Linked DNA regions of Homo sapiens: regions 1, 3, 4 and 5 are each linked to region 2. Evidence: chromatin loops called from intact Hi-C (ENCODE). Cell type or tissue: CD4-positive, alpha-beta T cell. All regions are shown on one strand.

The links. Hi-C counts contacts between places; a loop is a spot of excess contacts. Peaks named below come from ENCODE experiments on the same cell type or tissue, not always from the same donor. Only the 100,000 strongest peaks of a DNase experiment are listed, where the experiment ranks them.
Region 1: it touches region 2 in a loop (3-fold over the local background); 8 of 110 quality-filtered maps call a loop at or near these places.
Region 3: a loop joins it to region 2, with 12 times the contacts of the local background. A loop is called at or near these places in 9 of 110 quality-filtered maps.
Region 4: it touches region 2 in a loop (11-fold over the local background); 84 of 110 quality-filtered maps call a loop at or near these places.
Region 5: a loop joins it to region 2, with 4 times the contacts of the local background. A loop is called at or near these places in 8 of 110 quality-filtered maps.

Annotation. Positions count from the first base shown.
Region 1 is chr12:109,516,994-109,520,993 of GRCh38, reverse strand. All of the region lies in intron 19 of UBE3B (ubiquitin protein ligase E3B), which reads right to left. Among named protein-coding and RNA genes, the nearest start is that of UBE3B, 41 kb to the right of the region's middle. In CD4-positive, alpha-beta T cell, CTCF peaks have their summits at 1,837 and 2,048 (motif pointing left); a DNase peak (open chromatin) is centred at 2,043.
Region 2 is chr12:109,878,664-109,882,663 of GRCh38, reverse strand. It overlaps GLTP (glycolipid transfer protein), which reads left to right and starts at 2,123. Exons shown (of 5, transcript NM_016433.4): 1 at 2,123-2,392. The coding sequence starts at 2,290. LOC124903012 (a long non-coding RNA gene) reads left to right here and starts at 1,263. Exons shown (of 3, transcript XR_007063455.1): 1 at 1,263-1,303; 2 at 1,490-1,549; 3 at 1,657-1,766. It also overlaps a transcript of TCHP not described here. RefSeq lists an enhancer at 1,040-1,541 and a silencer at 1,866-2,415. In CD4-positive, alpha-beta T cell, no CTCF peak of the experiment used is centred here; DNase peaks (open chromatin) are centred at 2,103, 3,123 and 3,703; H3K4me3 peaks cover 2,195 bases; H3K27ac peaks cover 916 bases.
Region 3 is chr12:109,426,037-109,430,036 of GRCh38, reverse strand. MYO1H (myosin IH) reads right to left here. Exons shown (of 32, transcript NM_001101421.4): 18 at 3,986-4,000; 19 at 2,451-2,568. Among named protein-coding and RNA genes, the nearest start is that of KCTD10, 49 kb to the left of the region's middle. In CD4-positive, alpha-beta T cell, CTCF peaks have their summits at 1,621 and 1,821 (motif pointing left); a DNase peak (open chromatin) is centred at 1,826.
Region 4 is chr12:109,803,360-109,807,359 of GRCh38, reverse strand. The region is part of intron 3 of TRPV4 (transient receptor potential cation channel subfamily V member 4); the gene reads left to right. Among named protein-coding and RNA genes, the nearest start is that of MIR4497, 28 kb to the left of the region's middle. In CD4-positive, alpha-beta T cell, CTCF peaks have their summits at 1,694 and 1,894 (motif pointing left); a DNase peak (open chromatin) is centred at 1,889.
Region 5 is chr12:109,575,771-109,579,770 of GRCh38, reverse strand. MVK (mevalonate kinase) reads right to left here. Exons shown (of 11, transcript NM_000431.4): 3 at 3,626-3,773. Among named protein-coding and RNA genes, the nearest start is that of MVK, 4.0 kb to the right of the region's middle. In CD4-positive, alpha-beta T cell, no CTCF peak of the experiment used is centred here; no DNase peak of the experiment used is centred here.

The sequences.
Region 1 (4,000 bases), 360 kb after region 2:
TTTGAATGAGTGCTGATTAAAAGCAAAGATTCATTTGGGGATGTGACAGTATCACTCCTTGGCAAGGGGAGACTGACCTCAAGGGGACAGAGCAGTGAGATGGGGAAGTTAGACAAAATGAGTCATGACAAGCTCCTGGCCATCAGACAAAGGATGAAAGAAACCGGGACAAGATACATTTCTCTCTCTCTCAATGCTAAGAGTATCTTTAGCTCATGGTAAAAAAAAGAAAAAAGAAAAAAAAAAAAAATCAAACCTACAGAACACTGTAAAATGAAAAGAATTACCCATCACCCCTCATCTCCCGCTGCCTTCCCAATCATGAAGTGCCTGCAAGTCATGCTGAGGAATTTAGGGGACATCCTGAAGGTAATGGGAGCTGCAGAAGGTTTTAGGCAAAGAGTAACAGGGCTGACTTTCTGTCAGATCTTTCTATTGGCAGCAGAGCAGGTGGATGGCAGGGATCAACGCAGGGAGCAGAGACCGAGATGTGGGGGTGGTGCTGGGCCTGGACTTCTGGCTGGTGGTCAGCTCTGTTAGGACACAGCCATTCAGCACATCTACTCCATCCAGACCTCAACATGCACAGCCCCAGAACCACAACTTTGGAGTTCTCCTACTAAATCATCTGTTTAGTTTGTCTCTTGATTCTAATCTGTTGAGGCCTTCCTGGCTTCTGGTTCCATCATCTAATGCATTCCTAGTACTTGGGGTGCTGAGGTTTTTATTTCAGAGCAGTGACTATAAAAACAGTGCTGAACAGCACAGGGCCCAGGGAAGAGTCTGTTGGCCCGACTTGAGAGGCCCAATCACCAGGTGAAACTGATGTCTTCAGACACTGTGATGGAACAAGTGACCAATCAACCCTGCTGTCCTATGAAGGCCATGCCACATTTCTCCCTTTCAGCTACAACTGTAACACTGTCACATGCTTCGCAGGTTAGACAGGCTGTCTCCACAGCATCCACTCGGCTGCCGTCTGGTCCCCTCATCACAAAGCAAACGAGCAGTATGCCAGTGTGGCGAGACCTGTTTTGGGGAACCCTTGCTGCCTTCCTGCCATGTTCACCCAGTGATCCCCAAAGGACTATCCTATGGTGCCCCGATTCAGGGGTTAGGCTTCAAAGTTAGTGGGCAAGGGAAAATTACCTCTCAAGACCCCTAAGTCACATGTGGGAACAGGAGCACAGTTTTGTGGAGGCAAACCTGAGAAGGACTTTTTATGTACATAAAGTTTGAGAATCATTAAGTTAGATGACAAAAGGGAGAAACAGGAAGTCAACAGGCAGCTGTAACAGCATTTAAACCATTCTGCCTAAATTTAAGATAATTATCTTGGCACTGAGATGAGAACGGATGGAGAATTCCATCAAGTTCCTGTCTGCCTGCAGGAGTTCCTCCAACCTGCTTTAAAATTATGCCTCCCCAGCCTTCACACGCATTAGTAGATGCGTTTGTGGTTATGTGGATGAAATGGGATGGTACATGTGAAAGCAAGTGGCACATGGCCTAGCTCAAGGAGCGTTTACTGGATTCAAATCTCAGTCTTGCTTGATCAGCTCCACACCAGCCTCTTTGTTTAAACGTTTAGAGGGGACTGCCTCTTGTGATACATTTCCTGCCTTCTGGGAACTGGCGTGGATATGCGAGGATTATATCCATGCCTCTTGGGAGGTGAATGTGAGTCAGCGTTCCTCTTCTTCACTGCATCTCAACATGCACACACAGGGAATACTGAGCTAGAAAAGGGATGCCTGGCTTCCAGGCCCAGCTCTATCACTGATATCCAAGTGACCTTGACTGAAGTTCTCTGGCCTCAGTTCTGCCTTTGACAGAGACAGGGGAAAGGACTGGGTAAGAGTATGTTTGAGGATCCTTCCGGTTCTGAATACTAGAGTTCCAGCCCAAACTCACCCTCTGGGAAGAAGAGCCTTCCTACAGGACTTTAATATCTGGAAGCCTAATAGAGAAGCATAGCCCTCAATACTAACCATAAAAAAGGAAACAATGCCCAGGAGAGCATGAGTCTGAGATCAGCTTACTGACGCCCCCTTGTGTCCAAATCCAGCAAAGGCCCCTGGGCTCTCATATTCTAATAACCAAGCCACCAGATTACGACAACTGGGATAACAATGAACAACCCTCTCCCCTTCTCCAGTGGAAAGTAAAGAGGAAAAGGGACTTTGCCTAAAGCCTAAGACAGACATCTCTTTTGCCATCCCTGAGGGATATGCTTTAAAAAGTAGGGCCAGAGTAACTGGGATGTCAAGTGAATTTCCAATAAGCAATGATATTTGTGAAGGGAGTCGGATTCTGCCACTCTCAGGAGATACTGCAATCTATACCACCCCAGACTCTTCCCATGGGTGGGTGCTGGCCACGTCTGGGTAGGCGTGATGGGTAGTGGGGCTGAGGATTTCTAGAGACAAGGGAGATGCATCTGGGTCTGCAGAGGGAAGTGCTAGAAAGGGAGTCCCTACCACACAATTGGGCTTTTTCTGAATCAAAAGCAGAGGTTGCAAATGGGTGGCCCACAGGTTGAATTTGGTGGAAAGACAGGTGTTATCTGACTTTCTAGGCACTTTACAGAGTTCAATTAGTTCACAACATGGAAGATCTGAATTTTGGCCTTCTCTTAAAAACTCAAGAGCGTTATGGAGCCCACCTCGTCACATGGCAGGTCTGGAGGAGCTGAGTGGCGGTGGCCTCTTCTGGGGAGGCACGTGCTTCCAACTGCTCCCCAACACTGAGGCTGGGTGTCAGTTGCCATTTATCAACTCACTCGTGGGGGCTATTTTTCTCAAGTAGAGCTACACAGACCAAGAGGGCTGTTTCAAGAACAGGAGGGCGCAGAAGTGGAGATTATTTCTATATGTCTAGCACGCAAACAGAATGCTCCTGTAATGAGACCCACTCAGCCAGCTTTACTCCTTCACATGGCCTGCAGGGCCCAGTGGGCCCTTCAATTCCTTATGCCTACCTTGAAGAATGTCAGAAACATCCACTGTTCAGCACACACTGCCTTCCTAGCAGCTCTCGGCATTGATCACCAGTGGCCAGGGGCACTCAAACAAGCTCTCCAGTAAGGAGTGACACAAACAAGGTACGATGCACCGAGGGAGAAAATGAAGACACGTGAGGAGGAACAGCTGCTGCCAGAAGCCATCTGCTGGTGGGGGTGGCTATCTGGCCACATACTTCAGGGGATCCCGTGACTGTCCTACACTACAGGACAGGCTCATGGGGAACTGCAGCTGGAGTGTGATAAAAAGGTCTGAAGTGCAAACATGGCAAATAAATGAAGCCAAGCCTCTCCAGGGAATGGGGACTGTGGCTCAGTCACCAATTCTATCGCTGGCAGGATGAGCATGTATGGGTAGGCTGTGCACTATACAAGCCCAGGGGAGGCTGTGGCATGGATAACACAGACATCGTAGGTAGTTAAGTTTATGACAACCATGTTCCAGCAGATTGGAGGCACGGTCTTGTACCAACAAAACCAATGTATTGTGACAATTTTCTGACATATGAGGACTGGGTACCTATCTCTAATTTACATGGAGTCACCGTATAGTGGTAGTTCCAGACAACGGATTTAGCTCAGGTGGGTCACTTCAGTGGTATCTTGTAAGTTTCTGTCTACAAAGAACTTCTGGCTCTGTGATAAAAGTATTTCTCTACATAACTCAGTAAATGTAACACCTCCACTCCACTTATATACTACAATCACAGTTGAGAGTCTCAGCAAAGTGCCTGCTGGGACAAATGGAGTTTGCACAGACCTGAGAGTGTTAGTGCAGCCGCTGTGACTGGCAGCTCCTGTCCTCATTTCAAAGGGACATGAAGAGGTGGATGCTCTAGCCCAGGATACTCTAGCTCTCATGGGGTAAAGGAAGACACTGCTGGGTCTCCAGCAATGAGAACATGTTTAACCAAGCAGCTGTTCAGAGCAGTCAACAGGACAAATGACCCCTTTCCTGCTCCCAGAGCCTTAATTTCA
Region 2 (4,000 bases):
AAAAAAAAAAAAAAAATCCAAACTCTTCACCACTCCCTTCCTGCCCCAATATACTCCAGCCTCTGCCCACCTCCCTGACCTCAACTCCTATCACCCTACTCACTCTTGCCCTCACTTACCCATTCCCATTTCCTCCCCTGGCCCCCCGATTCCTTGCACCACACTAAGCTCTTTGTTACCTTAAGGCTTTTGCTCATGTGCCTCACACCCCAAGTCTTTTTTTTTTTTTTTTTTTAGACGGAGTCTCGCTCGCTCTGGCTGGAGTGCAATGGCACGGTCTTGGCTCACTGCAACCTCCACCTCCCTGGTTCAAGCAATTCTCCCTGCCTCAGCCTCCTGAGTAGCTGGGATTACAGGCTCCTGCCACCACACCCAGCTAACTTTTGTATTTGTTAGTAGAGATGGGGTTTCACCATGTTGGCCAGACTCACACCCCAAGTCTTTGACCTGGCTCTATCCTACTTCTCCTCTAGGTCTCAGCTCAAATATCACCTCTTCAGAGGTACTGCTCCCAAACCCCTACATCCGATCTCAGCCAACAGGCTTCAGTCATCCTCCGTCACTACACTGTTTTATTTTCTTCACATACTCATCAGTGTCTGAAGTTGTCTTACCAATTTGTGTATTGCATTGTGTTGTGTTCCCAACCAGATTGTCAGCTCCACAAGGGCAGGGATTTTGCTGTATCATTCACTTTATCCTCAGTGCCCAGTGCAGTGCATGACACATAGTGGTGGAGGGTGGGGGAGGGGTGGGAAGGATGGCAAATGTTTATTCTGGAATGAATAAGAGGCTCTCAACAATGGTGTGTTAGATTTTTGCATAAGCTGGGCATTGGGTTTAGGACATAAGCATCTAGGTGGGTTGTGGCTGAGATGACTTGTGATTCAAGGTGTGAGAAGCTGGACCCTGGGCTGTTGGAGAGACATTAGGTTTGGGAAACAAGTGTCCAGGTTGTGGGTGAATTGGTATAAACTGGGCTGGCTCCAGCTGTTACCAGTAGAAGGTGTCCAGGTACTTGGCATCTTGGAGAAAACACACAAACGAAGCAAGGAAAGCAAAAGCAAGGATTTACTGAGAACGAAAAGTCCACCCCACAGTTTGGGAGCAGGCTTGAGCGTAGAGGCTCAAGAGCTCTGCTTACAGAATTTTCTAGGGTCTCAATACTCTAGAGGTTTCCCATTGGTTACTTGGTGAATATTCTATGTAAATGAAGAGAATGAAGTGAAGTCACAGAGTCATTTACTCAGAATGTGCCCTATTGCAAATGGAGAGGATGTGCAAATGGAGAGGATGTTACTTGGTGGGAGAGGATGAATGTGAAGTTACAAAGTATAAATGGAGAGGATGTTTCTTGGAGTGTGTGGTCTGTGTAAATGGAGAGGATGAATGTGAAGTTACAAAGTGTAAAGGGCGTGAATGGAGAGGATGAAGTGAAGTTGCAAAGCCGTTTACATTCCTGTCATTGCTAAGGTGCTTTTTGATTTAGGTCTAGGAAGTCAGCCTTATGTTCCCTGCCTCCAGGCCCTATTTTTCTGCCTCACAACAGGTAACATCAGACTGTTGAGGGCAGACTGGACCCCAGATTTCGGGAAGCAGGAGTTGTCCAGCAGGGCAGTGGCTGAGTTAGACTGTGACTTCAGCAGTGTTCAACAGGTATAAGGTCATTGAAGACCAAGAATCAAGCAATCGAGCGTCCTCGTCGGTTGTAGCGAAAGAGAACCGTGACCAACAGGAGAGCAGTGTCCACCCAGGTCACTTGGGGTTACTGGGGTACAATTTTGGGGGAAACGGGGGTCCTGGGGAGCGTTGGCTGGGTGGGGCTGTAACCCGAGCTGGTGGGCGGGTTGTGAGCTGTGACCTGGCCCGAGTCGGCCCGCCCGGATTGGGGGGCCAAACCGGGGGCGGCGGGAGGCACACCTGGGGAAGACTCACCTGGGAGCGGCTCACTTGGGCCCTCCGGGACCCATGAACCGGCGCACCTCCTCTGCGTCCCGCCCCCGGCCGGCCCCCCGGCCAATGGGGGCGCGGAGACCTCGGCGGCGGGCGCGGATTGGGAGCCGGTGAGCGGGGGCGGGGCGGCGCGCCCGGCAGTTTAGGCGCTCGGCCGGCGGGCGGCGCTGAGCGCTCGGCTACGAGGGCGCCGTGCGGGCGGAAGTGGCGACGCTGGCGTCCCCGGAGCCTGCGGCGGGCGGCTGTGACGGCCCCGGCGCTGACGGCGGCGGCCGGGGGGGCGGTGTCGACGCCCGCGGCGCCGGCTGGGGCATCACCGCGGGCCTCGACCCCGAAATGGCGCTGCTGGCCGAACACTTGCTGAAGCCGCTGCCCGCGGACAAGCAGATCGAGACCGGGCCCTTCCTCGAGGCGGTGTCCCACCTGCCGCCCTTCTTCGGTGAGCCGGAATGGAGGGGGGAGGCGGCCCGCAGCCCCACGCGCACCCGAATCCTCCTTCCCCCGAGCATCCCCTAACCATCTCTGCCCTAGACACCCCTAAGTACTGTTTCCCCAGGCACCCAAGATCCTCTTTCCCTCCACTCACCCTAAATTCTCCCTTTCCCGGACCACTCCCAAGTCCTCTCCGCTCTAAACATGTCACATCCTGCCTGTCCTCCCCAAATCCTCCCTCTCCCTAGACACCTCACAGTCCTACATATCCCCCAAATGCCCCCTGATCATCCGTGCCCCCAACACGGATGATCTTCCATCTCCCTTAGGCATTCTGTAATCCACCATCTCCCCCAAAGCCTCCTGCCCCTTCTTCCCCAAAGTCCTTCATCCCTGGCGCTTTCTGATGGCTCTCAACTCGCTCCCCTTACAATGAATCCCCCCATTTCATAAGCCTTCTCTTTGAACGCTTCCAGCCTCTCCCTCATGGGACCTACAAACCCTTCCTTCTTCCCTCAGAATTCGCCCATTCCAGATCAAAGACTCCCATCTCCCCCTCCAAGGGTAGGAAGCCTGGTGAGGCGGGGACAAGGAGAGGGTTTTGAAGATGGAGTTGCAAAATTCCAGGGCCTCTTTCTAGGGGAAACCACCTAAAGTTTTTCCTCCTTTTAGGACAGGGGTGAGGGTTGTCGGGGGAGCTGTTTTGTGAGGTGACATCAGACATACAGAGCTTGGCACCAATTCCTCCCTCAGTTTGGGCTCTACGAGAGGAAGCCCCTCCCCTGTATGTCGTGTGGAAGTTCCTGGGCGCATTGGGAAGGCGGTCCACTTTCAGACCCTCTTCCCGCACTCCCTCAGCCTAGCCCAGTCCAGCCAAGGCCCCAGATGGAAAATGGGAACTAGAAGCCAGCACCACTGCCCCTGCCCTTTGCCTTTTGGGTCCCGGGTAAAGGGTGCAACCTGAGCCTCTATTCTCCTTCTCCATGTGGGCTCTGTCCTGTCCTGCTGGTTCACTTGGTGGCCTTGCAGGAAAATACCAGCCCCCAGGGCAGAGTCCACCTGAAACCCAAAGACAGGAGATCTTAAGACAGTCCGACTTAGTGGGCAAAGAAGGCTTGTTAGGGGTGGTAGTTCCCACAGTGTCCTGAGCTCTGGGATGGTTGTGGTTACCTGGAGGCTATAGTTCCCCTCCTTCACCTCGTGAGCCTCAGTGTCCCCAGCTGTGAAACGGGGATGCTGATCTCCTAGGGCAGCTGTGAGGAGTCGATGAGGTGGTGTGTGTAAAGTACCGAGGCCGTAAGTGCCAAATAGGTCTTCGCTGTAGGGGGTGTGGTTTTAAGTTCCTGAATCCAGTTTTGGTTCCTTGCTAGAGTGATTAATCGGTGTTTGAGGGAGTGCAATTGTCTGGTGTGTATGATTCCCAGACCTGGGTAAGCAACCTGAGAGCAAGGGCTTGGTTTTTTACATCCACTCTGTGTCCTCAGTGCCCAGAACAGTGCCTGGCACATAGCAGATGCTCAGTCAATACTGCTGAATGCACAAAACTTTCTTATTATCAGTGTCACAGTCTTGAGATAATACTGACTCTCCAGGTGGGGGCTTGGGAGCGAACCAG
Region 3 (4,000 bases), 450 kb after region 2:
ACAAGGGTGGAGCACTCATAAATGAGATTAGTGCCCTTATGACTACATCATCAACTATGTGAAGACACAGCGAGAAGGCACCATCTACAAACAAGGAAGCTGGCCCTCACCAGACACTGAGTCTGCCAGTGCCTTGATCTTGGACTTCCCATCCTCCAGAACTGTGAAAAGTTTCTGTTGGTTAGAAGCCACCCAGTGTAGTGTTTCGTTACAGCAGCCCAAACAGACTAAGACACCAAATGTCCTCATGGCTCACTTCCTCACTCAGAGAGTGACCCCCTTACCTAAGGAGGGAGCCTGGCCACTCTTTCCCCTTACCTGGATTCACTTTTCTTCAAATAACATATCCCTGCCTGGCCTTATGCAGTCACCCCTCATCGTATGTGGGGAATTGGTTCCAGGACCCCCATGGATACAAAATCCACGGATGTTCAAGTCTCTAATAAAAAATGGCATAGTGTTTGCATATAACCTGAGTACATCTTCCTGTACACTTTAAATCATCTCTAAATTACTTATTATACCTAATACTATGTAAATACTACATAAATAGATATTAGACTATATTGCTTTTTAATTTGTATTATTATTGTTGTATTGTTATTTTTATTGTATTTTTAAAAGCATTTTGAATCCATAGTTGGGTGAATCCTCAGATGTGGAACCCGCGGGTGTGGAGGGCCAACTTTACGTCTTTGTTATTGTTGGTCTCCCCCATAGAAAGTAAATTCCATGAGGACAGGGATGGGGTCTGTTCTGTTCTCTGACATCACCCCAGCACCTAGGACAGTGCTAGCTCAGATAGCTGCTCACCAGTTTTTGTTTGTTTTGATACAGAGTCTCATTCTATCACCCAGGCTGGAGTGCAGTGGTGTGATTTCAGCTCACTGCAACCTCTGCCTCCCGGGTTCAAATGATTCTCATGCTTCAGCCTCCTGAGTAGCTGGAATTACAGGCATGCGCCACTATGCCTGGCTGATTTTTGTGTTTTTAGCAGACAGGATTTCACCATGTTGGTCAGGCTGGTCTTGAACTTCTGACCTCAAGTGATCTGCCCACCTTGGCCTCCCCAAGTGCTGGAATTACAGGTGTGAGGCAACATGCCCGGCCTGCTCACTAGATTTTATGGAAAGAATGAATGAGCCTCAGAAAGCAGCAAAAATAGACAAGAGATGTATGAAGTTCAAAAAAACACAGGTAGATGGGAACATCAAGTGTGTATATGTTTGGAGGGGGGTGAGGTGGGCAGTGGCTGTTGCCCTGCCATCTGCCGCAGAAGTCAGATTTGGGATGAAGATGAATGAATAAGTAGCGGATGGGCAAAAATGGTGGGCAAAGGAGGTACATCCAGGAAAAATAAAGGCAAAGAGTCTCAAATGACTACACTCAAAATATTGGTTGAACCACATGAAATTTCTGCTATTCAACCATTCTGACCCAACAAAGTGACCATTTATTATGCTTGAGAGTGTGTTGCTATTTTGGTAGCATAAATTCACACACAGCCCATCATTGAAGAAGTGTTGGTGTATAAGCAATTTGGGGGATGGTGAGAGTAGGCGTAGAAATAGTTCATTAAATCTTTACAAACTCCCTGATCCCAGACAATTTAATCCTACAGATAAGGGAAATGACAGGTCACAGCTATAAGAGAATGAGGATTATGATCCAAGTTCATGTGGTTTGAAAACCCATGTCCCCACCGCTAACCTGCTGCTCTTGACAGCCCGTTGCGCTAAGGCACTAAACCAGGCCCTACGGTCACAAATGGACTTAGCTTCTCCTGCTAATTCAGAGGCCTGTGGGGCACTGCCCACGGCTGCCCCCTGGTGGCAGATCTACGCACTTGGCCTTGCCCTTGACTGTAAACAGTCAGGGATTAGTGAAATGAACAGAAGATGGTAAACTGAATTTTTGTGAGTTTTTTTTTTTGTTGTTTTGTTTTGTTTTTGAGATGGTTCTCATTCTGTCACCCAGGCTGGAGTGCAGTGGTACGATCTCAAGTTCACCGCAGCCTCAACCTCCCAGGCTCAGGTGATCCTCCCACCTCAGCCTTCTGAGTAGCTGGGACTACAGGTGTGTACCACCACACCCATCTAATATATATATATATATATATATATATATTTTTTTTTTTTTTTTTTTTTTTTTTTTTGTAGAGATTGGGTTTTGCCATGTTGCCCAGGACGGTCTCGAACTCCTGGCCTCAAGCAATCCTCCCACCTCGGCCTCCCAAAATGCTGGGATTACAGGCATGAGCCACCGCACCCAGCCAGAGTTGGGTTTTTATGTTCTCCCAAATGTTAGTGTTTTTAGCTGTCATAACTACAGCAGTTAACAACCAAACTGAGCCTTCCTAAGGGATGCCATTTTATTTACCACTAAACCCCAGAGATTCTCATGTAGTAGGCACATGACTATTGGCTTCAGATCAATAAAGCACATTTTACCTTTGCAAGAAATGCTCGTATTTCCTTCGGTATGCAAAACCAGCCCGTCTCACCCGCAGGTGCTCCATCAGCCCCAGGTATTTGATCTGATGCCTTATGAGGAAGTCATCAAATTTGCCTTTGGAGAAATAGAACAGAGAATGACAGGAAAGGATCCCATGGCTTCATATCAACCAAGGCAGATCACAGGCTGCAAGCTGAAGTTCAGTGGGCTGGGTCTGGCCCCAGACTCATTTCGTGAGGTCTTAATTTTTTTTTTTTTTTTTTTTTGAGATGGGGTTTCATTCTTTTTGCCCAGGCTGGAGTGCAGTGGCACAATCTCGGCTCACTGCAACCTCTGCCTCCTGGGTTCAAGTGATTCTCCTGCCTCAGCCTCCCAAGTAGTGGGGATTACAGGTGCACACCACCATGCCTGGCTAATTTTTGTATTTTTAGTAGAGACGTGGTTTCACCGTGTTGGCCAGGCTGGTCTCGAACTCTTGACCTTAGGTGATCCACCCGCCTCGGCCTCCCAAAATGCTGGGATTACAGGCATGAGCCACCATATGCCCAGCCCAATTGTGCTTTTTAAATGGGGGAATTTTATAGGAAAAAATTAAATTTCTGGTTCCTCTGAAAAGTCCTGAGATCTGGCTATCCTGAGGCCAGAGTCCCACATGGCAACAGCTGGCAGGAGAGGAGTAGCGCTGTTGCCCCTTTAGACAGAATGTGCCTTCTCCAGTTTGCCACAGTCCTCCCCACTGCCTATTGCCTTTCAACCTGTCTGCTTCACTCATTTGCTTTTCCTGCCTAGCCTCTGTGAGCCTCTGATGGTCCATTATAGTTCATTATAATGGTTCCTAACAACTATATTATAGACCATGGCAAGAGCTTAGAAACTACCCAAGTCATAGATCATTTTCGAAGACTGTTCCTTGGCTAGAAAAGAGTGACGTTGACTCCCTTCGCCTCTGACACCTGCCTGACTCAGCTGTGTTGCTCCTGAAACTGAACAACCTCTGAGAAATGCTCACTCTGAACCACCAAAGGCATTCATTTACCTTCTATTATTATTATTTTTTGAGATAGGGTCTCACTCTGTCACCCATACTGGAGTGCAGTGGCACAGTCATGGCTCACTGCAGCCTTGAACTCCTGGGATCAATTGATCCTCCCACCTCAGCCTCCCAAGTAGATGGGACTACAGACATGTTCCACCACACCCAGCTAGTGTTTGTATGTTTAGTAGAGACACGCCACCATGCCTGGCTAATTTTCGCATTTTTTGTAGAGACGGGGTTTTGCCATGTTGCCCAAACTGGTTTCCAATTCCTGGGTTCAAGTGATCCGCCTGCCTCAACCTCCCAAAGGGCTGGGATTACAGGCATAAGCCTGTAACATCTGGCCAACTTCTATCATTTAGAAAGGAAAATGATTCACATCCAGAGGACATCGAGCAAGCTTGTGGTGGTGTTTAGGATCCCAACCCACTGCCACCTTGCTTTGGCTCCCAGCCTCCTTTCCCTGAGCCCAGTTCATAATGATCCACAACTCACTGGGTTCTTTCCTGT
Region 4 (4,000 bases), 75 kb after region 2:
TTGGAAGGCGGACCATGGTTGGTCTACAGCCTAAGTCTGAGGAGGCTTCAGGGATGTCAGAAGAGGCTTTTTTTTTTTTTTTTGAGACAGAGTTTCATTCTTGTTGCCCAGGCTGGAGTGCAATGGCATGATCTCTGCTCACTGCAACCTCCGCCTCCTGGGTTCAAGTGATTCTCCTGCCTCAGCCTCCCAAGTAGCTGGGATTACAGGCATGCGCCACCACGCCCGGCTAATTTTGTATTTTTAGTAGAGACGGGGTCGCTCCATGTTGGTCAGGTTGGTCTTGAACTCTCGACCTCAGGTGATCTGCCCGCCTTGGCCTCCCGAAGTGCTGGGATTATAGGCATGAGCCACTGTGCCCAGCCAGAAGAGGACATTTTTTAAGACTTCAGTTACTTTAAGTAAATTAAGTTCCCAAACAGGGTGAACAAGTCTGTGCTACATCATCCACATATACCTTTATCAACCTGTTTTTTTTTTTTTTTTCTTTTTTTTTTTTGAGATAGGGTCTCATTCTGTCACCCAGGCTGGAATGCTGTGGTGTGATCACAGCTCCCTGCAGCCTTGAACTTCTGGCCTCAAGCAATCCTCCTGCTTCGGCCTCGAGAGTAGTTGGGACTACAGGTGCAAGCTACCATGCCTGGCTAAATTTTTTTTTTTCTTTTTTTTTAAGAGACAGGTCTCACTATGTTGCCCAGGCTGGTATCAAACTCCTGGCTTCAAGCGATCCTCCTGCCTCAACCTCCCAAAGTGCTGGGATTACAGGCATGAGCCACTGAGGCTGGCCTCAACCTCATTCTTACCCTGAAACAATACGATGCAGTATCATTGTGTCCATCAGGAGACAATTACTGGGGCCGGGTGCGGTGGCTCATGCCTATAATCCCAGCACTTTGGGAGGCTGAGGCGGGTGGATCACCTAAGGTCAGGAGTTTGAGACCAGCCTTGCCAACATGGTAAAAACCTGTCTCTACTAAAAATACAAAAAAAAAAAAAAAAAAGCCAGGCTTAGTGGCACACACCTGTAATTTCAGCTACTTAGGAAGCTGAGCCAGGAGAATCACTTGAACCTGGGAGGTGGGGGTTGCAGTGAGCCGAGATTGCACCACTGCACTCCAGCCTGGGCGAAAGAGCGAGACTCTGTCTCAAAAAAAAAAAGAAAATACAATTGCTGGATTTATGAAAAATATTCATTCATGGTTCCTGGCCACGCGACGTGGCCTCGTTTGGAGGCACAAGTTTAGAGCTGTGGGAGGACGGGGCTTCTCTCTGCTCCTGGAGTAGCTCAGTGATGGCATGAGTAATCTCATTCGGAGATAACCCATGTTTAAGCCCTGGCCAAATGGCCTCTCCTGGTCCACCAAGTACGTGAGGCAAAAGTGCGGAATCTTGGGGTAGAGCGAATCCTGGGAGATGGATGCTGGCACCTGTGCCTTCAGCACCAGGCTAGCTTGTCAAGGCCTCTGGCTTCTTCTGAATTCAGGACTGAGTTGGGGGCTTCTAGCATAGTCCAGGAACCCAGATGCATGTGTGTCTGTGCATGAGTGTGGGTGGGGGACTCTAAGATAGGCTTTGGAGGTGGGTCTCTGAAATTGCAGAGGCTAGCGTATGTGCATAGAGGGAGACTTACTGTGAGGTCCATGATACTAATTAAGTGCCAGGGCCCCTGGCTAAGGCCCTTTCTGAGGTCCTCGACCTAGTCTACGTCCCACAAAACCTGGATCCGTCCCTGCATGGCTAAAAGGTCATGAGCTCATCTGATTATCAGGGAAGTCTGGGACGCCCTCCTGTGCCCCCACCTCCCCTCCGCAGAGTTTCACAACCTCCAATTTGGCAATTGTCAATTTAGAGCCCCTGGCTACAGCACCCCACCCTGGGCAGAGCCACTTCGCCACCTGGTGGCTGGTTCCTGGAACTGCATGTTCCACCTCATCTCTGGGAAGATGCTGCTCCTGACATCTTCTCCCAGGACCCAGGCGTCCCCTCCCTGGGTCTATAACCTGTGTCTGAAAGCCCGAATCCAGGGTCTCTAGTTCCACTTTGGGTCACCTATGGTTTGGAATTACCTGGGGTGCCCAGCTCTCGCCTTCATTCAATGTGTGTTAACTCAGCAAATGGTTGTTGGGCACCTACCACATACCAGGCACTGTGCTTGGCAGAGGCCGAATGATAGTGAGCAAAGCAGACATCACCCTGCCCTCAAGGTGCCCACAGGCTCCTGGACAGGACCATCATTGACCAAGCAACCACATAAATAAGCACACAGTTATGAACTGTAACAGGTGTCAACAAAAGGCTGTACTGGAGGATTTGACCTAGTCAGGGAAAATCCAGGAGAGCTTCCTGGAGGAGGTAACACTTGAGCAGAGTCTGAGTGAGTTGCAGTTAACCAGGTGAAAAGAGGAGGGAAGAATGTTTCAGATTGGGGTGGGGGTTCAGAGACAGCAGGTGCAAAGACCCTGTAGTTCACCGTGGTCTATTGCAGTCTGAAATGACCATTCCAGCTGCTATGTGGAAAGTGGATAAAGGAAGGCCAGAGAGGCTGGGGGAAATGAGGGAAATAAAGGAGGTGTCTTAGGCATGTGAGAGGGATGGTGGCTGGGCCACATTATTCCATGAGAGGTTTGGTGTCGCCTCTGAGCTGGGCGCCAGGTGGACAGCGGGAAAGCAACTGGGAACAAGACTTGTCCCAAACAACCCTGCTCCTGGAAGGGCTGAGACTAGAATTCAGGTCTCTTGAGTCTGCCCCACTGATTCCCGGCATTTAGGGAGACGGTTCCTAAATCCCGTCTCATGGATTGATAACAGCAACAGTAATATTTATCAAAGACTGCTATCTGCCTGGTACTGGGCTAATCAACAAACACTGATTAGCTCTTTGATTTCCCTTCATAGCTTTAATTTAGCCAGAAAGGACCCTAAGCAGAGAAATGGTCATACAGCTGTGGGGAGCAAAGCCAGGCCTCAAACCTGAGGTGCCTGGCTTCAGAACGGGCACCTGAACCCACACCTGCGTCTCCCACCCTCTGGCCATTCCTGAGCCCCTGGCTGATTTTGCCCTGTCCTTGATTCACAGGGGAGTTTTCAACTTACTCTTTTGAGATATAAATCAACTCAGGTAACCATAAAAATAGCTACAACAGAAAGAAACTTGCAAAGAGACATCAGCAAGCGTTAGTGAGAGGTGTTAAGGACCCGCTAGTACCAAACGGAGAGTTGACTTCATGAGAAAGATTCGATAGTGGATGAAACCTTCAGGGTTATTATTGTTGCACCCCCTAGAACCCCCAAGATTCTCTCCTGGATCCCCTAAGGTCAGTTCACATCCACTGTGGCACACAGTCCCACACTTTGGGGAACGCTGCACCCCTCCACTCCCTTCTAGGGGCACCAGTGTAAATGCTTCATGGGAAAAGGATTCGATGCTCTGACAGGTGGGTGAATGCTGCCTAGTGTGTCTTGCTTTTACAGGTTCACAGTCCCTGTTAGTGTATGAAAGGCTCTGAGAAGTCCTGTAGTAAGGAATTATGATTGGCTTTGTTTAACCCAGCATTCTAACCATTTATTTGTTTATGAAGCACTTTACATAAATCTTTTCGAGGGCCAGGTGTGGTGGCTCACATCTGTAATCCCAGCACTTTGGGAGGCTGAGGTGGGAGGATCACTTGAGGCCAGGTGTTTGAGACCAGCCTGGGTAACAGAGTGAGATCCCTTCTCTACGAAAATAAAAATTAAAAAATTAGTTGAGCATGGAGGTGCACACCTGTAGTCTTAGCTGCTACTTGGGAGGCTGAGGTGGGAGGATCACTTGAGCCCAGGAATCGGAGGCTGCAATGAGCTAGGATTGCACAACTATACCCCAGGCTGGATGACAGAGCGAGACCCTCTCTCTCAAAAAAAAGGATATTAATAAATAAAAATAAATACAAAATCTTCCCAAATAAGATTAATTAAATAAATACCAATCTGTAGGCTGAAGCCTCTCACATTTCAAAGCACC
Region 5 (4,000 bases), 300 kb after region 2:
GGGTGAGAGGGACTTTGGTGCTTTATAAACAACAGAACACAGAAAATCGACTAGTCACTGGAATTGGAACATGGATGGACACGAATTTATGGTCTGAACCCCACACCCAAGTCTGTTCATTGGCTTTAGGCAGACTTGGGTTTGAGTCCCAACTGTGCCATTTACTGGCCGTGTGACTTAACCTCCCTGAACCTGTTTCCCACCTTGGTAAAACAGGGATAACAACAGTGCCTCTTCTTACGGTTGTCAGGAACGTAAAGTTAAATAAGGGGTGTAAACTTTTTAGCACAGCACCTGGCATGTAGTAAGTGCTAATTAACAGTAGTTTTAAGGTTGGGTGCAGGCGCTTATGCCTGTAACCCCAGTACTTTGGGAGGCCAAGGTGGGCAGATCACTTGTGCCTAGGAGTTTGAGACCAGCCTAGGTAACATGGCGAAACCCCAACTCTACAGAAAGTACAAAAACTAGCCAGGCATGGTGGCGCACACCTGTGGTCCCAGCTACTCAGAAGGCTGAGGCAGGAGGATCGCTTGAGCCCAGGAGGTTGAAGAAACAGTGAGCTGTGGTCGCACCACTGTACTCCAGGCTGCATAACAGAGTGAGACCCTGTCTCAAAAAAAAAAAAAAAAAAAATTGTAGTCTTAAAACAAACACACACAGACACACAGACACACACAGAGAATGCTGGCTCAATCGCACAAGGGCCTAGGTTTCACCTTCCATTGTATAAAACCAAAATCAAAAGAGTGTTAAGTTAACCCCCAAAATATTTCCCTCCTCCAAAAGATAATCATCAGGAATAGGACAGTGTAAATGCGAGGCGGTGCCTGGGCAGAAGGGGAAGGTGAGGCAGGTTGTTCCCAGGGATGTACAGGAACCTGGGCCACTTTCCTCTGAGACACTGAGAAGGCAGAGCCTTTCTGGCCAGCTCACCTTTACAAATCACTCGCTGAGCCTCAGGTCACATTCTCAAGGGACTGGGAAATGGAATTGGGCATGCGTGTGTTAGGAAACTTCGGGCACTGGTTAAGTACTGGGTAAATGTGTGTTGAATGGATTAATGATATACTCAAATGGCCAAGTCATGGCATCATTGAGAACCCAGGTATTTCAGAGCTTTGTAATCGAGATGGAACAGCTGTTAAGAGCCTGGACTTTGGGGCTAGGAGAAACCTGGGTCTGAATCCTTTCAGTGTCACCAACAAGTGTAACCTGAGCCACTTGACCTCTGAACTTTAATTTTCAGATCTGTACAATGGGGATGAATACCACCACCTACTTCCAGGGAATGCTGGCGAATTCTAAGAGTGCTAACATATGTGAACACACTTAGTGCCTGGCACACGTAAGTGCCCAATAAGTGTTCACTGTAGTAGCACGGTGCAGTGGTATGTGCTTATATTCCCAGCTACTCGGGAGGCTAAGGCAGAAGAACACTTGAGCCCAGGAATTTGGGACCAGCCTGGGCAACATAGTAAGACCCTGCCTCTTAAAAAAAAAAAAAAAGTTCAATGTTTATTACTATCAGGAGGGAGCAAAAGGACACTGAAAGAAAGATGGTAGATCTTTGCAACCTAGAAGATAGTATGTCTCCCAGAGCTCCAAAACTAACAAGCCCTTCCCTACATAATGCACTCTGTGTCGCACCCCTAATGCCTGCCTCCAGTGTCGTCGGATCCTCATGGCAGCCCTCAGTCAGGAAACATGTCTCTGCTCCGAGGCCCAGAGGATGAAGTGACCTGCCCCAGGTTCACTGAGGGAGTTGGAGTGGTCTGAGACATGTTCCCCCATACCTGGCTGCTTCCACCCCAAGCTACTGACATACACAAGTTGCAGCTGGTTCTCAGGAGACATTTCTGGTCTGGCTGGGTGGCCCTGTGCACCTTGGAAAGCAAGTTCCATGTGCTCTGGCTGGTTGTTTTCAGATGCACGCTCCAAAGGAGTGGCTTTTAACTGAGGTGTCCCCAGAATCACCCAAGGAACCCCTTTCAAAAACTCCTACCACCACTACCAACTCCCAATAAGAGAGGGGCGGAGCCAGGAGCCCATCCATCTGTATTGGTTAAAAAAAACCACCACCACCATCACAAAAAACTCCTGGGTGATTCCAAGATATGATGAAGTTAAAAAGGGCTGCTCTAAAATGAGGATTTTGGCTGGGCACAGTGGCTCTCACCTGTAACCCCAGCACTTTGGGAGCCCAAGGTGGGAAAGTGGAAAACTGCTTGAGCCCAGGAGTTCCAGACCAGCCTGGGCAACACAGTGAGACCCCATCTCAACAAGTGAAATGAGAATTTTCAACTCTTCCTCCATCCCCATACGGCATATGGGAGTGACTGTGGTTTCTCATGGGGAATGGGAAGCAGGTGTCAAGGGTTCAGGTGCAGTGTAAGGAAAAAACCCAAAAAGATTCTCATTTACCCCATCCTGGCTGAGAAACACTGTTCCAAAGAGCAAGGCTTCATTCAGCCCAGGGAGCAGACAGTAAACTGACAACAGAGAAAACACACGTCAGCTCTGGGGCAGGTACAGGGGACTCCACTGATGGAAAAAGCTGGCCTGCTTATGAGTGGATGAAATCTTCACAGTGCTGTCAAAAATCAGCACACACACGTGACACACAAAGAAAAAATCAGTACTTCTGAATGGTTTATATGGCCTGACCCAATTTTGGTTAAAAAACCAAGATATCTCCCTGTCTCTATCAATCTTTCTATCAATCTACAGAAAATCACCCAGAAGGATTAATGCCTAAATGCTTAGAGTCATTACTGGGGTCAGGGAAAGGAGAAGGGAAATAATAGGTGATTTTTAAAATTACAATGTCCCAGTATTGACTATATTTTCCAATAATAAGCATAGGTAACTTGTACTTTTATTAAATTTTTTTTTTTTTTTTTGAGATGGAGTCTTGCCCTGTCCCCCAGGCTGGAGTGCAATGGCGCAATCTTGGCTCACTGCAACCTCTGCCTCCCAGGTTCAAGCGATTCTCCTACCTCAGCCTCCTGAGTAGCTGAGATTACAGGTGTGTGCCACCACACCCAGCTAATTTTTGTATTTTTAGTAGAGACATGGTTTCGACATGTTGGCCAGGCTGGTCTCGAACTCCTGACCTCAGATGATCCGCCCGCCTTGGCCTCCCAAAGTGCTGGAATTACAGGCATGAGCCACTGTGCCTGGCCTACTTTTATCAATTTTTAATTATACAAAATGCCAATATATTCTCCTTATTTAAAACATGTGTCACTTTGTCTACTCTCTGGCCCTAGGTCTCTCCCAGGAGAACTAATCACCACTGCCAATCTGATGTCTATGCCCCCGAGACCTTTTCTATCATTTATACACATATTTATACTTAAATACGTATGTTTGCTGTTTTGCATTTTTTTCACTCAACAATAGGCCTTGATGATCTGTCCACAACAGCCCACAGAGATCCAATGCATTGTTTTACACCTATAAATTTTAAAAAAATAAAATGAGTGAAGCTAATTTTATGAGGTCAGGGTAGAAAACACCCGGGAAATAGCTGGCCCCTGGCTCCCTTGGGGACAGCCCAGAATACCTGGCCAGCTGCCCTCTCTGTAGGCTCTTAGCACACCTGGTTTCTCCTCCTTGCACTCACCCAGAAAGCTTGTGTCCAGTGACTGAAGCCTGGCCACATCCCAGGCCCGCTTGATACCAATGTTGGGTAAGCTGAGGTCCACTTTCCCATTGCTGTGGGGTTGAAGCCGGAGGAATGTTCTCAAGTTCAAGGATACAGCCAGTGCTACCTATAGAATAAATGACAAAAGCAATAAGCCTGAGGGTGAGTGGCAAAGGGGCCAGGACCCACGTGCTAAGAAGAGAGCAAACATAAGCACAGAGGCCACTCCTAGCCATGCCCTTGCCAGACACTGCTAATCAACCTTGGCATGCTCTCCCACTAAGCCTGGGAACAGCCACCATCGATCAGCTAAAAGTTAAAATCCACTTTGCCTTCTGCCTGCAAAATTTCAGA